Linked DNA regions of Homo sapiens: region 1 is linked to region 2. Evidence: chromatin contacts called from ENCODE Hi-C or POLR2A ChIA-PET data. All regions are on one chromosome and are shown on one strand. Each heading gives the region's core, a stretch centred on a gene start or an enhancer-like site at or near the end of the contact. The rest is flanking DNA. Distances are from core to core; before and after follow the strand shown.

Region 1 (6,493 bases), core at 1,076-3,575, 35 kb before region 2:
GAGGCACATGCCTGTAATCCCAGCTACTTGGGAGGCTGAGGCAGGAGAATTGCTTGAACCAGGGAGGCGGAGGTTGTGGTGAGCCGAGATGGTGCCATTGCACTCCAGCCCGGGCAACAAGAGTGAAACTCTGTCTCAAAAAAAAAAAAAAAAAAAATGTAAATGGATTAAATTCTCCAGTCAAAAGAGAATGCCTTAAAAAAAAAGTTCTGGCCGGGCACGGTGGCTCACGCCTGTAATCCCAGCACTTTGGGAGGCCGAGGCGGGCGGATCACGAGGTCAGGAGATCGAGACCACGGTGAAACCCCGTCTCTACTAAAAATACAAAAAATTAGCCGGGCGCAGTGGCGGGCGCCTGTAGTCCCAGCTACTCGGGAGGCTGAGGCAGGAGAATGGCGTGAACCCGGAAGGCGGAGCTTGCAGTGAGCGGAGATCGCGCCACAGCACTCCCGCCTGGGCGACAGAACGAGACTCTGTCTCAAAAAAAAAAAAAAAAAAAAAAGTTCAACCATATGCTGCCTATATAATTCAATCATAAAGACACATTTAGACTAAAAGCAAAGACATAGAAACAGATATTTAATGTAAATGGAAAACAAAAGAGAGCAGGAGTGGCAATATTTATAACAGACAAAATAGATCTTAAGTAAAAAAACTGTAAAAATGGATAAAAATTGTCATTATATAGTGATAAAGGGGTCAAGTAATCAAAAGGATATGACAACTTTATTTCAGACATTTAGAGAGAAGGATATAACAACTGTAAATATATACACCCCCAACACTGGAGCTCCTAAATATATGAAGCAAATATTAACAGATCTGAAGAGAAAGACAGATTGCAATATGATAATAGCAGGAGAATTTCAAACCCTATTTTCAATAATGAACAGATCATCCAGACAAAAAATCAATAAGGAAACATTGGACTTGAACTACACATTAGACCATGGGTGTCCAATCTTTTGGCTTCCTTGGGCAACATTGGAAGAAGAAGAATTGTCTTGAGCCACATATAAAATACACTAACAATAGCTGATAAGCTAAAAGAAAAAAAAATCTCATAATGTTTTGAGAAAGTTTACGAATTTGTGTTGGGTCACATTCAAAGCCATCCTGGGCCGCATGTAGCCCATGGGCCATGGGTTGGACAAGCTTGTTTTAGACCAAATGGACCTGAATGACATATATAGGACAATATATCCAACCCCACTAAAATACACATTCCTCTCAAGTATACACACAGAACATATTCCAGAATAGATATGTTAGGCCACAAAACAAGTCTTTAAAAATGTAGTCCAGGGGCAGTGGCTCATGCCTATAATTCCAGCACTCTAGGAAACTTGAGGTTAGGAGTTTGAGACTAGCCTGGCCAACATGGTGAAACCTGTCTCTACTAAAAATACAAAAAAAAAAATAGCTGGGCGTGGTGACGGGTGCCTGTAATCCCAGCTACTCAGGAGGCTGAGGCATGAGAATCACTTGAACCTGGGAGGTGAAGGTTGCAGTGAGCCAAGATCATGCCACTGCATTCCAGCCTGGATGACAGAGGGAGACTCTGTCTCAAAAAAAAAAAAAAAAAAAGGAAAAAACTCTAAGAGGGTGCAGTGAGAAAGAAAATGGCAAATAGGAGACAGGTCTAATGTGTAGCTCCCACTTGGATGAACAGAACAGCTTGTAGAGACTCATATCGTGAAATTTTGCTCAAGTACCACTGCAGGAACATATCAGGAAAACTGAAAGAATTCACAGACCCTCTGAAAGAAGCAGTTTGCTGTTGCAAACTCTATGAGATAGTAGAAAAACTGTGAGTTCCCAACGTGTGAGGTCGGGGAAAGCCTGCCTCCAAACACACATCCCCAAACACTGGGGAACCTGAAAATCCAGATCACAGGAGAAGAATTTAACCTTACCTAGAGCTAAAACAGATTTAGGGAGCTGAGCAAAATATGAAAAGTAGAAAAAGCAGTGGGAAGAGCCTTGTAGGCACTCCCAGTCCCCAACTTGAGCCCAAGGAAACCGTCCCTGACTTAATCTCACAGGGGTCCTTGGGGAAGGCAGCCAGAGGAATTAGGGAAGGGTCAAAGGGTGAAAGAAGCTTCTAGCTGAACTTTGTAATAATTTTGACCCAGCACGAATTTTTGTGAGCAGAACTCAGGGGGTGAACAGGAAGTGCAGATAGCAGCTCAGAAGCTACAGCCAAAGGTGTAGGCAGACAGGGAGGGGCAAGGCCTGAAAGTTCTGCTACCCTTCTCAGCAGGGAAGCTTACGGCCTGGGGCAAGAGCTCAGCCCCGCATGCCAGCTGCCTGAATATAAACTCGGTGGTGTTGGCAGGGCACAGCAGGAATGAGACGGCCTTGCTGGCTGCGTGGAAGCTGGAGGAGGCTAACCACCGCTGGCTTTCTCCACTTCCCTGGCAACCTGGATGACACAGCAGAGGCAGCCATAATCCCCCTGGGAACATAATTCCATTGGCCTGAGAACCACACTCCCCATACCGGACAGTGGCCTCAGCAAGCCCCAGAGAAGAGTCTGAGCTCAGATCCATCTAACCCTGCCCCCATCTGATAGTTTTTCTCTACCTGCCCTGATAGCTGAAGACAAAAGACATAAATTCGTGGGAGCTCTGTGGCCTTGCCCATCACCTGAGAAGCCTGAATACTTATCCTGACCAACATAGGGCAAGCTTATATCCCCCTTCTACCACAGCTGGTGCTCTCTTGAAAGCACCACTTCCTAGCTGGAGGTCACCCAACTTAAGCCATTATAGCAACTCATAAGAAAACAACTCTGCTCCAAAGAAGGAGAAAACAACAGCTAATTCCACTCCCTACAACATGGCTAACCAGAGGTTCCTGAATCCTTCCACATGACAACTTCACTGCTAGGATTACCAGCATTCTAGAAAAACAGTGCACTAAACAAAAGTACAACCAACAATTCCCACAGAGTCCACTTCACTCCCCTGCCACCTTCACTGGGTATCCACAGCTGGGAGACCAAAGGACAGATCACATCACAGGACTCTTTGCAGACAATCCCCAGTACTAGCCCAGAGCCCAGTAGCTCTGCTGGGTGGCAGTAACAATCATTGCAGCCCAACTCTCAGGAAGCCCCCATCCCAGGAGAAGGGAGAGAACACCACAGCAAGGGATCACCTGGTGGAACAAAAGAACCTGAACAGCAGCCCTTGAGTTCCAGATTTTTCACCTGAAATAATCCTCCCAAATGAGAAGGAACAAGAAAAGTGATTCTGGTAATATGAAAAAACAAGGTTCTTTGACACCCCTAAAAGATCACACTAGCTCTCTAGCAATGGAACCAAACCAAGAGGAAACCTCTGAATTGCCAGATAAAGAATTCAGAAGGTTGATTATTAAGCTACTCAAGGAGTTACCAGAGAAAGTGTAGGGTCCAGTCCTACTGGGCCTGTGGGTTTTTCTCCTCATGTGAGGAGACAAGGGATCGTAGAAATAAAGACACAAGACAAAGAGATAGAAGAAAAGACAGCTGGGCCCGGGGGACCACTACCACCTAGACGCGGAGACCAGTAGTGCCCGCGAATGCCTGGCTGTGCTGTTATTTACTGGATACAAAGCAAGAGGGCAGGGTAAGGAGTGTGAGCCATCTCCAATGATAAGTAAGATCACACGAGTCACGTGTCCACCGGACCCGGGGGTGGGGGGGTGTCCCTTCCCTGTTTAGTAGCCAAGGCGGAGAAAGAGAGGGGACGGCTTATGTCATTATTTCTTCCACGCATTTCAAAGACTTTAGTACTTTCACTAATTCTGCTACTGCTATCTAGAAGGCAGAGCCAGGTGTACAAGGCGGAACATGAAAGTGGACCAGGAGCGTGACCGCTGAACCACAGCATCACAGGGAAACGGTTAGGACTCCGGATGGCTGAGGGTGAGACTGACTGTTGTCAGGCCTTCCACAAGAGGTGGTGCAGCAGAGTCTTCTCTAACTCCCCTGGGGGAAAGAAAGACTCCCTTTCCCGGTCGGCTAAGTAACGGGTGCCTTCCAAGGCACTGGCATTACCACTAGAACAAGGAGCCCTCTAGTGACCCTGTCTGGGCATGACAGATGGCTCATACTCTTGTCTTCCGGTCACTTCTGTGTCCCTTCAGTTCCTATCTCTGTATGGCCTGGTTTTTCCTAGGTTATAATTGTAGAACAAAGATTATTATAATATTGGAATAAAGAATAAAGCTACTAATGATTAATAACATTCATATGTAATCATATCCATAATCTATTTCTAGTATAACTATTCTTATTCTATATATTTTCTTTATTATACTGGAACAGCTTGTACCCTCGGTCTCTTGCTTTGGCTGGCACCTGGGTGGCTTGCCACCCACAGAAAGGTGAAAACCAACTTAAAGACATTTTAAAAACAATACAGGATATGGATTAAAAATTCTCCAGAAAAATAGATATCATAAAGAAAAAACACTCACAACTTCTGGAAATGAAAGACACACTTAGAGAAATACCAAATACACTGGAAAGTTTCAACAATAGACTAGAACAAGTAGAAAAAAGAACTTCAGAGCTTAAAGACAAGGCTTTCAAATTAACCCAATGAGACAAAGACAAAGACAAAATGAATTTTAAAAAAATGAACAAAGTTTCCAAGAAATTTGAGATTCTATTAAATGAGCAAACATAAGAATAATTTGTGTTCCTGAGGAAGAAGAGAAATCTAAAAGTTTGGAAGACATATTTGAGGGAATAATAATGAAAAAAAAGCTTCCTTGGCCCTGCTAGAGATCTAGACATTCAAATACAAGAAACTCAAGGAACACCTGGGAAAGTTATCATAAAAAGATCATCACCTAGGCACTTAATCATCAAGTCAAGACAAAGGAAATAATCTTAAGAGCTGTGAGACAAAAACATCAGGTAAAACATAAAGGAGAACCTATTGAATTAACAGCAGATTTCTCAGTAGAAACCCTATAAGCCAGAGGGATTGGGGTCCTATCTTTTTTTTCTTTCTTTCTTTTTAAGACGGAGTCTCACACTGAGGCCCAGGCTGGAGTGCAGTGGCATGATCTTGGCTCACTGTAACCTCTGCCTTCTGGGTTCAAGCGATTCTCCTGCCTCAGCCTCCCAAGTAGCTGGAACTACAGGCACGCACCACCATGCCCAGCTAATTTTTGTATTTTTGGTAGAGATGGGATTTCACCATGTTGGCCAGGATGGTCTCAAACTCTTGACCTCGTGTTCTGCCCCTCCTTGGCCTCCCAAAGTGCTAGGATTACAGGCGTGAGCCACTGTGCCCTGCCTGGGGTCCTATCTTTAGCCTCCTTAAACAAAATAATTATCAGGCAAGAACTTTGTATCCAGCAAAACTAAGCTTGATAAATGAAAGAGAGATAAACTCTTTTTCAGACAAATGCTGAGAGAATTCACCACTACCAAGCCAGCACTACAAGAAATGCCAAAAGGAGTTCTAAATCTTGAAACAAAACCTCAAAATATACCAAAATAGATCTTCCTCAAAGCATAAATCTCATAAGGCCTATAAAACACAGTGAAAACAAAACAAGGTATTCAGGTAACAACTAGCATGATGAATAGGATAGTACCTCACATCTCAGTAGAAATTTTGAATGTAAATGGCCTAAATGTTTCACTTAAAAGATAAAGAATGGCAGAATGGTTAAAAATCCACCAACCAAGAATCAGCTGCCTTCAACTGACTCACCTAACACACAAGGGCCCGCACTGAGTTAAGGTAAAGGGGTGGAAAAATATATTCCATGCTAATGGAAACCAAAATCAAGCCAGAGTAGCTATACTTATATCAGACAAAACAGACTTTAAAGTAATGACAATTTAAAAAAGACAAAGAGAACATTATATAATAATAATAGGATTAGTCCAATAGGAAAATATGACAATCCTAAATATATATGCATCTAACACTGGAGCTCCCAAATTTATGAAACAATTACTACTGGCTAGGCGTGGTGGCTCACACCTGTAATCCCAGTGCTTTGGTAGGCCGAGGCAGGCAGATCACTTGAGGCCAGGAGTTGAAGATCAGCCTGGCCATCATAGTGAAACCCTATCTCTACTAAAAATAGAAAAATTAGCTGGGTGTGGTGGTGCATGCCTATAATCCCAGCTACATGAGAGGTGAAGGTTGCATTGAGGCAAGATGGCACCACTGCACTTCAGCCTGGGTGACAGAGTAAGATTCTGTCTCAAAAAAAAAAAATAATAATAATAATAATAATAATTACTACTAGGTGAAAGAAATGATATAGATGGCAACACAATAATAGTGGGGGATTTCGATACTCTACTGACAGCACTAGACAGGTCATCAAGACAGAGAGTCAACAAAGAAATAATGAACTTAAACTATGCCCTAGAACGAATGCACTTAACAGATATTTACAGAGCATTCTACCCAACAACTACAGAATATACATTCTATTCTTCAGCACATGGAACATTCTCCAAGATAGACAA
Region 2 (5,913 bases), core at 1,944-4,443:
TCACACCTGTAATCTCAACACTCTTGGAGACCGAGGCAGGCAGATTGCACGGCCCAACCCCGTCCTGTCTCTACAAAAAATACAAAAATTAGCCAGGTGTGGTGGCACACACCTGTTGTCTCAGCTATTCCAGAAGCTGAGGCAAAAGGATGGTTTGAGCCTGGGAGGTCAAGGCTGCAGTGAGCCGAGATCATGCCACTGCACTCCAGCCTGGGTGACAAAGTGAGACCCTGTCTCAAAAATTAATAAATAAATGAACAAATAAGTAAATTTTAACAGAAAAAAAGTTAATATTACATTGTGTTCATTTATCATACTCTTACACTAAACTTTTTACATACACAAAGACAGCAATCCTGTATTAATTCATTTCTGTGTTCATTAAGTATCTTACATTGCCTGAAACATAACTAGTTATTTAATAATCATTTGTCAATTGAGTAATTAAGGAAATTCTTCACTATGAAATCCTCACTTACCAGGCTTCAGCCTGCATCAGCCTAAAACTCCTACGAGATAAGGTCCACAACTCTCAATCTAAGTCCTTTAACTGCACTAGCCTCAGCATCCAGACCTCACCATCTGACTCCATCTTGAGACTTAGGGCCATCCCACATGGGGCCATTATAATTGTTCAACCACACCAGATATTACAGAGTTGGCATAAATGACCAGGAACAAAAACGGATTTTTCCCAATACCCTCGTTCCCATATTGCCTTATTATTCCTTCCCTCCTATACCTGTACCCTCTTTGCATCCCAAACTCATAGAATACTACCTGAATTCCTAGTCATGATTAAGACTCAGCTTCGACTCAAGAACATTTCCCCTATAGTCTCGTTAATGTTTTTTTCCCCATCCTATATACCTAAAGCTGGGTAAGTGAGGTTAAGATTTTCCTCACTCCTAATAGCACTTCCAGGCCTTCACTCTCCTTGAAGTGTCACTGTCCTTTTGAGAGTTATTCTTTCTCTGACATCTGTATATTTTACATGCTTGCATTCTTGGAATACTTGGTAGTTTTCAATGTTCAGTGGATAACGCTTCTAACACTTTAGCTTCCTAGTTTCTTGATGCCTGCAACTTCACTAATTACCATTTCTCCTTCATTCAGCTACTCATTCTTGTGATCATTTCTGAACCATGTCATCATCTGGAATTACTTTATTAATCCATTAATTATATTCCAAACTATAATAACTCATCCTCTGACAAGGACTCTCATCTTTCAAGCACCCACTAGACAGTCCTTTTGACTCTCACAAGACTGTTCTTCTACTTCTTATTCTTTCATTTCTCCCAATCTTCTCCCAACCTCTTTTCCTTCTGAACACAGGATACTCTTATATAGTGGATCATATGCACAATTTTTTCATGAACAGCCTTGATTCCAAGGCATACCTATCTTTAAGTTCTGGGTCAATTCTACAATTGCCTTCTCTACTCTTACATTGGGACAATAAGCACAATTGAATAAAATGATAATCATTATGCAAATGTACCGCTAAAAATTAACAACCCTCAACCTCAATGAGGTCTTTTAGCAATTTCTCCTATTCCGCTTTAAAGATTAATCTAAACCTTAGCCAATTTTATCAACTCCCCTCTCTTTTCACTTCTATCAAGTGACCTTCATCAAATTTCAACCAAGTCACATACCTATAATTTTACCTAGATTCTCCCTAATTCTCACCAACTTATCTCCAATTTTAGAGAAGAAGATATTCCTCTTTCTTAACTGCATTCCTTGGGGGATGTCAAACTTTTTCTGTGAAGTATCACATAGTTAATATTTTAGGCTTTGTAGGTGTGTCAGGTTGTTTTTACTATAAAGAAATTTTTGCCACTATAAAGAAATTGGGCACTATAAAGAAATTTTGGAGGCTGGGTAACTTAAATAAAAGAGCTTTAATTGGCTCACTGTTCTGCAGGCTGTACAACAAGCATCGTGCTTCTGGTAAAGCCTCAAGGAGCTCTTACTTATGGTGGGAGGCAAAGCTGGAGCAGGCATGTCACATGGTGAGAGTGGCAGCAAGAGAGTGAATGAGGAGGCATCATACTTTTTTATTTTATTTATTTATTTACTTGGAGACAGGGTCTCCATCTGTCACCGAGGCTGGAATACAGTGGTGCCATCAAGGGCTCACTGCAGCCTCAACTTCCTGTGCTCAAGCAATCCTTCTACCTCTCTGAGTAGCTGGAACTACAGGCTTGAGCCACCACATCTAGCAAATGTTTTTGATTTTTTTGTAGAGATGGGGTCTCACCATATTGCCCCAGGTTAGTCTCAAACTTTTAGGCTCAAACAATTCTTCCACCTCAGCCTCCCAAAATGCTAGGATTATAGGCATGAGCCATTGTGCCCAGCCTGTCACACTCTTTTAAACAACCACACTTTTTTTTTTCTTTTTTGAGACGAGATGGAGTCCTGCTCTGTCACCCAGGCTGGAGTGATCCCAGGCACTATCACCAGGCACAATCTCGATCTCAGTTGACTGCAACCTCCATCTCCCAGGTTTAAGCAATTCTCCTACCTCATCCTCCTGAGTAGCTGGGATTACAGGCACATGCCACCATGCCCAGCTAATTTTTGTATTTTTAGTAGAGACAGGGTTTCACCATGTGGCCAGGCTGGTCTTGAACTCCTGACCTCAGGTGATCCGCCCGCCTCAGCCTCCCAAAATGCTGGGATTACAGGCGTGAGCTACCGTGCCCAGCCTAAACAATCACATTTCAAGTGAACTGAGTAAGAGCTAACGTATCACCAAAAGGATGGTGCTAAACCATTCATGAAAGATCCTCCATTTCCCAGTCACCTCCCACCAGGCCCCACCTCCAACATGGGGATTATATTTCAACATGAGATTTGGAGGGGACAAATATCTAAACTGTATTAGTAGGCCTTACTATCTCTGTCACAACTATTCAACTCTGCTGTTACAACATGAAAACAATCGACAATATATAATAAATGTGTGGCTGTGTTCCAATAAAACTTTATGGACAATGAAATTTTAATTTCATATTTCACATGAACAAAATATTGTTTTCAAAGATGTAAAATGTAAAATCCATTCTTAGTTCAGGAGTGATACAAAAACAGGCAGTCAGCCATATTTTGCCTTCCTTGACTTAGCCTATAACAGATTCTCAGAGTGAGGTCTCAACAGCATCAGCATCATGTGGGAATGTGTTAGAAAGGCAAATTTTCCTGCCCCACCCCGGATCTAGTGAATCAGAAACTCCGGGCATGCAGCCCAGCTGACTAAGGCCTAATAAGCTCTCTAGGTGATTCTGATACATACTCAAGTTTGAGAACTACTGTCCTCTAAACAAGTTCAAGTCTCTCCTTCAAAAAAAAGGCCTCTGACTTTGCACCTCAAACTTTTTCTCATTTCATCCAAAATTCCAGAATGATTAGTCAATTCTTGCTGGCTCCATTTTCTCAGCATAACTTACCATGAGTTTATAAAATGAGAGTAAGAATACCACCAAGTGGTTGTCAGAACTACATAAGATGATTATAGGTGGGAATTCCACATAGGAAATTCTTCATGTAGTCAAGAAAGGTGGAAAGGATTTTAACTGCATATCCCAGGGAGGAGAAATATAGAAGGAACAGTGCCTGCCTCCCCATAATCCCCTCACCCACTCCTCATCATAGAAGAAGAGTGAGCTGATGGGGGAGCCTGGGAAAAGGAATGAAACCTGTTCTGCTTACAGGGGCAGCTGGAACTTACTCAGCCTCTCTGTGCAAAGTAGAAAGAGGCACCTCCTCAGGAGAACACAGTCCTATAGAGCAAAGCTTGGTGATTGGAAGGTAACCCGTGGAAATAAGAATAAGATATAATTTACTCAAGTGGACAGAGCCCTCAGGGACACTATCGGGTCCTGTTTGCTCGTCTCCTGCTAGGTTGCCTCTTTTGGTTTCTGAATTTTTGTGGTCCATTAATTTCCTAAAGTCTCTGTAAATCACCCCTTAGCCTCAATGAAACCAGCAAGTCTCTTTGATAGGAACTTTTAAACAGGTACAGTGGTCTATAGCCAGCAGGGTCCTGTACTTGCCCAAGATTGCCAGGACAATTTTCCCCAATATTCAGTTTTTCCATCTACTAACCAATATAGCAATGGTAAAAGTATTGTGTGGAGTGTGTTGTTCAAAAATATAGGTGCTTGAATTTCTATTTTTCCTGTTCACTAAGATCATAATTGCAGTATTTAATGCAGACAGCAATCATGCCATCATCTTTGCTTTTGGAAAAAAACGACAAACAAAAACAAAGCAGCAGGAAGAATGTGCCAAGTTAGAGCTACATTTGAAGTGCTCATGGAATGTTAGAGGAAATAGGAGAATCAGAGAAGTTCTCACAAAACTGTATGAAATATAAGCTTTTTTTTTTTTTTTCCAGAGCTGGGTTCTCACTATATTGCCCAGGCTGGCCTTGAATTGCTGAGCTCAAGAGATTTTTCTGCCTTAGCCTACTGGGTATCTGATCTGGGACGACAGGTGTGCACCACCATACTCAGCTAATAAGTAGCATTTTTATGGGTGGATAAGAAGAGAAAGGAATTCCAAGTGAGGAAACAGCATGAGAAAAGTAGGGGGGGAATAATCTGGGGTAGCTGGAGCACAGAAATGTTGAGAGTTGGCATGGTTGAACTTGACAGCCAAATCCTGAATCTTTATATGTCACAGAGTTATCCCTTGGTATCCATGGGGGATTGGTTTCTGGACCTCATTTTATATGAGGGACTTGAACATCCATACCAAAATCCATGGATGTTGGTATTAGTCAGTTTTCATGCTACTGATAAAGACAAACCCAAGACTGGGTAGAAAAAGAGGTTTAATTGAACTTACAGTTCAACATGGCTAGGGAGGCCTCAGAATCATGGTGGGAGGCGAAAGGCACTTCTTACATGGTGGCAGCAAGAGAAAAATGAGGAAGATGCAAAACCATGATAAAATCACCAGCTCTCGTGAGACTTATTCACTACCATGAGAACAGTATGGAATGAGGAAGATGCAAAAACCATGATAAAACCATTAGATTTCATAAGACTTATTCACTACCATGAGAACAGTATGGGGGAAACCGTCCCCATGATTCAAATTATCTCCCACCAGGTCCCTCCCACAACACATGGGAATTATGGGAATACAATTCAAGATGAGATTTTGGTGGGGATGCAGAGCCAAACCGTATCAGTGTTCAAGTCCTTCCTATAAAATGGTATAGTAGGCCAGGCACGGTGGCTCACGCCCGTAATCCTAGCACTTTGAGAGGATGAGGCAGGTGGATCACCTGAGGTCAGGAGTTCCAGACCAGCCTGACCAATACAATGAAACCACCGTCTCTACTAAAAATACAAAATTTAGCCGGGCGTGATGTCATTCACCTGTAATCTCAGCTACTCAGGAGGCTGAGACAGGAGAATTGCTTGAACGCAGGAGGTGGAGGCTGCAGTGAGCTGAGATCGCACCATTGCACTCCAGCCTGGGCAACAAGAGCAAAACTCTGTCTCAAAATAAAATAAAATAAAATAAAATGGTATAGTATTTGCATATCCTCCTATATACTTTAAATCATCTCGTGGTTACTTATAGTACCCAGTGCAATGTAAATAGTATGTAAATAGTTGTTACACTACATTGTCTGGGAAATAGCAGCAAGAAAAAAGTCTATACATGCTCAGTACAGACACAACCATTTTTTTCCTCTTTTTTCTTTTTTAAAAAAATATTTTTGTCTCATGGTTGGTTGAATCCACAGATCTGGAATCCATAGAAACAGAGGACCAACTGTACTAAGCCCCGTTAGGACAGAGAAAATTTAAGTGATTCCTTTATCTTTAATGGATTTAGTAGAGTACTTGGAACATAGCAGCAGATTATTAAATATTTGTAACA

Evidence for each region. Hi-C counts contacts between places; a loop is a spot of excess contacts on that map. ChIA-PET counts read pairs that join two places held with the same protein, here RNA polymerase II (POLR2A). Pooled maps may share reads with other maps.
Region 1: a loop to region 2 is called in a pooled map, with 4 times the contacts of the local background. The contact joins two enhancer-like sites. A Hi-C loop is called at or near these places in 1 of 168 maps with a recorded cell type or tissue (MCF 10A) and 2 of 50 pooled maps. POLR2A ChIA-PET finds 5 or more read pairs at or near these places in 7 of 52 experiments (AG04449, BJ, Panc1 and 4 more).

Annotation. Positions count from the first base shown.
Region 1 is chr1:171,401,231-171,407,723 of GRCh38, forward strand. No RefSeq gene overlaps it. Among named protein-coding and RNA genes, the nearest start is that of PRRC2C, 81 kb to the right of the region's middle. RefSeq lists silencers at 3,880-4,174, 3,995-4,134. Within about 2 kb of position 2,326, at least 3 of the 41 ENCODE cell types and tissues checked have a DNase peak (open chromatin) inside an H3K27ac peak, as active enhancers do.
Region 2 is chr1:171,435,403-171,441,315 of GRCh38, forward strand. No RefSeq gene overlaps it. Among named protein-coding and RNA genes, the nearest start is that of PRRC2C, 47 kb to the right of the region's middle. Within about 2 kb of position 3,194, at least 3 of the 41 ENCODE cell types and tissues checked have a DNase peak (open chromatin) inside an H3K27ac peak, as active enhancers do.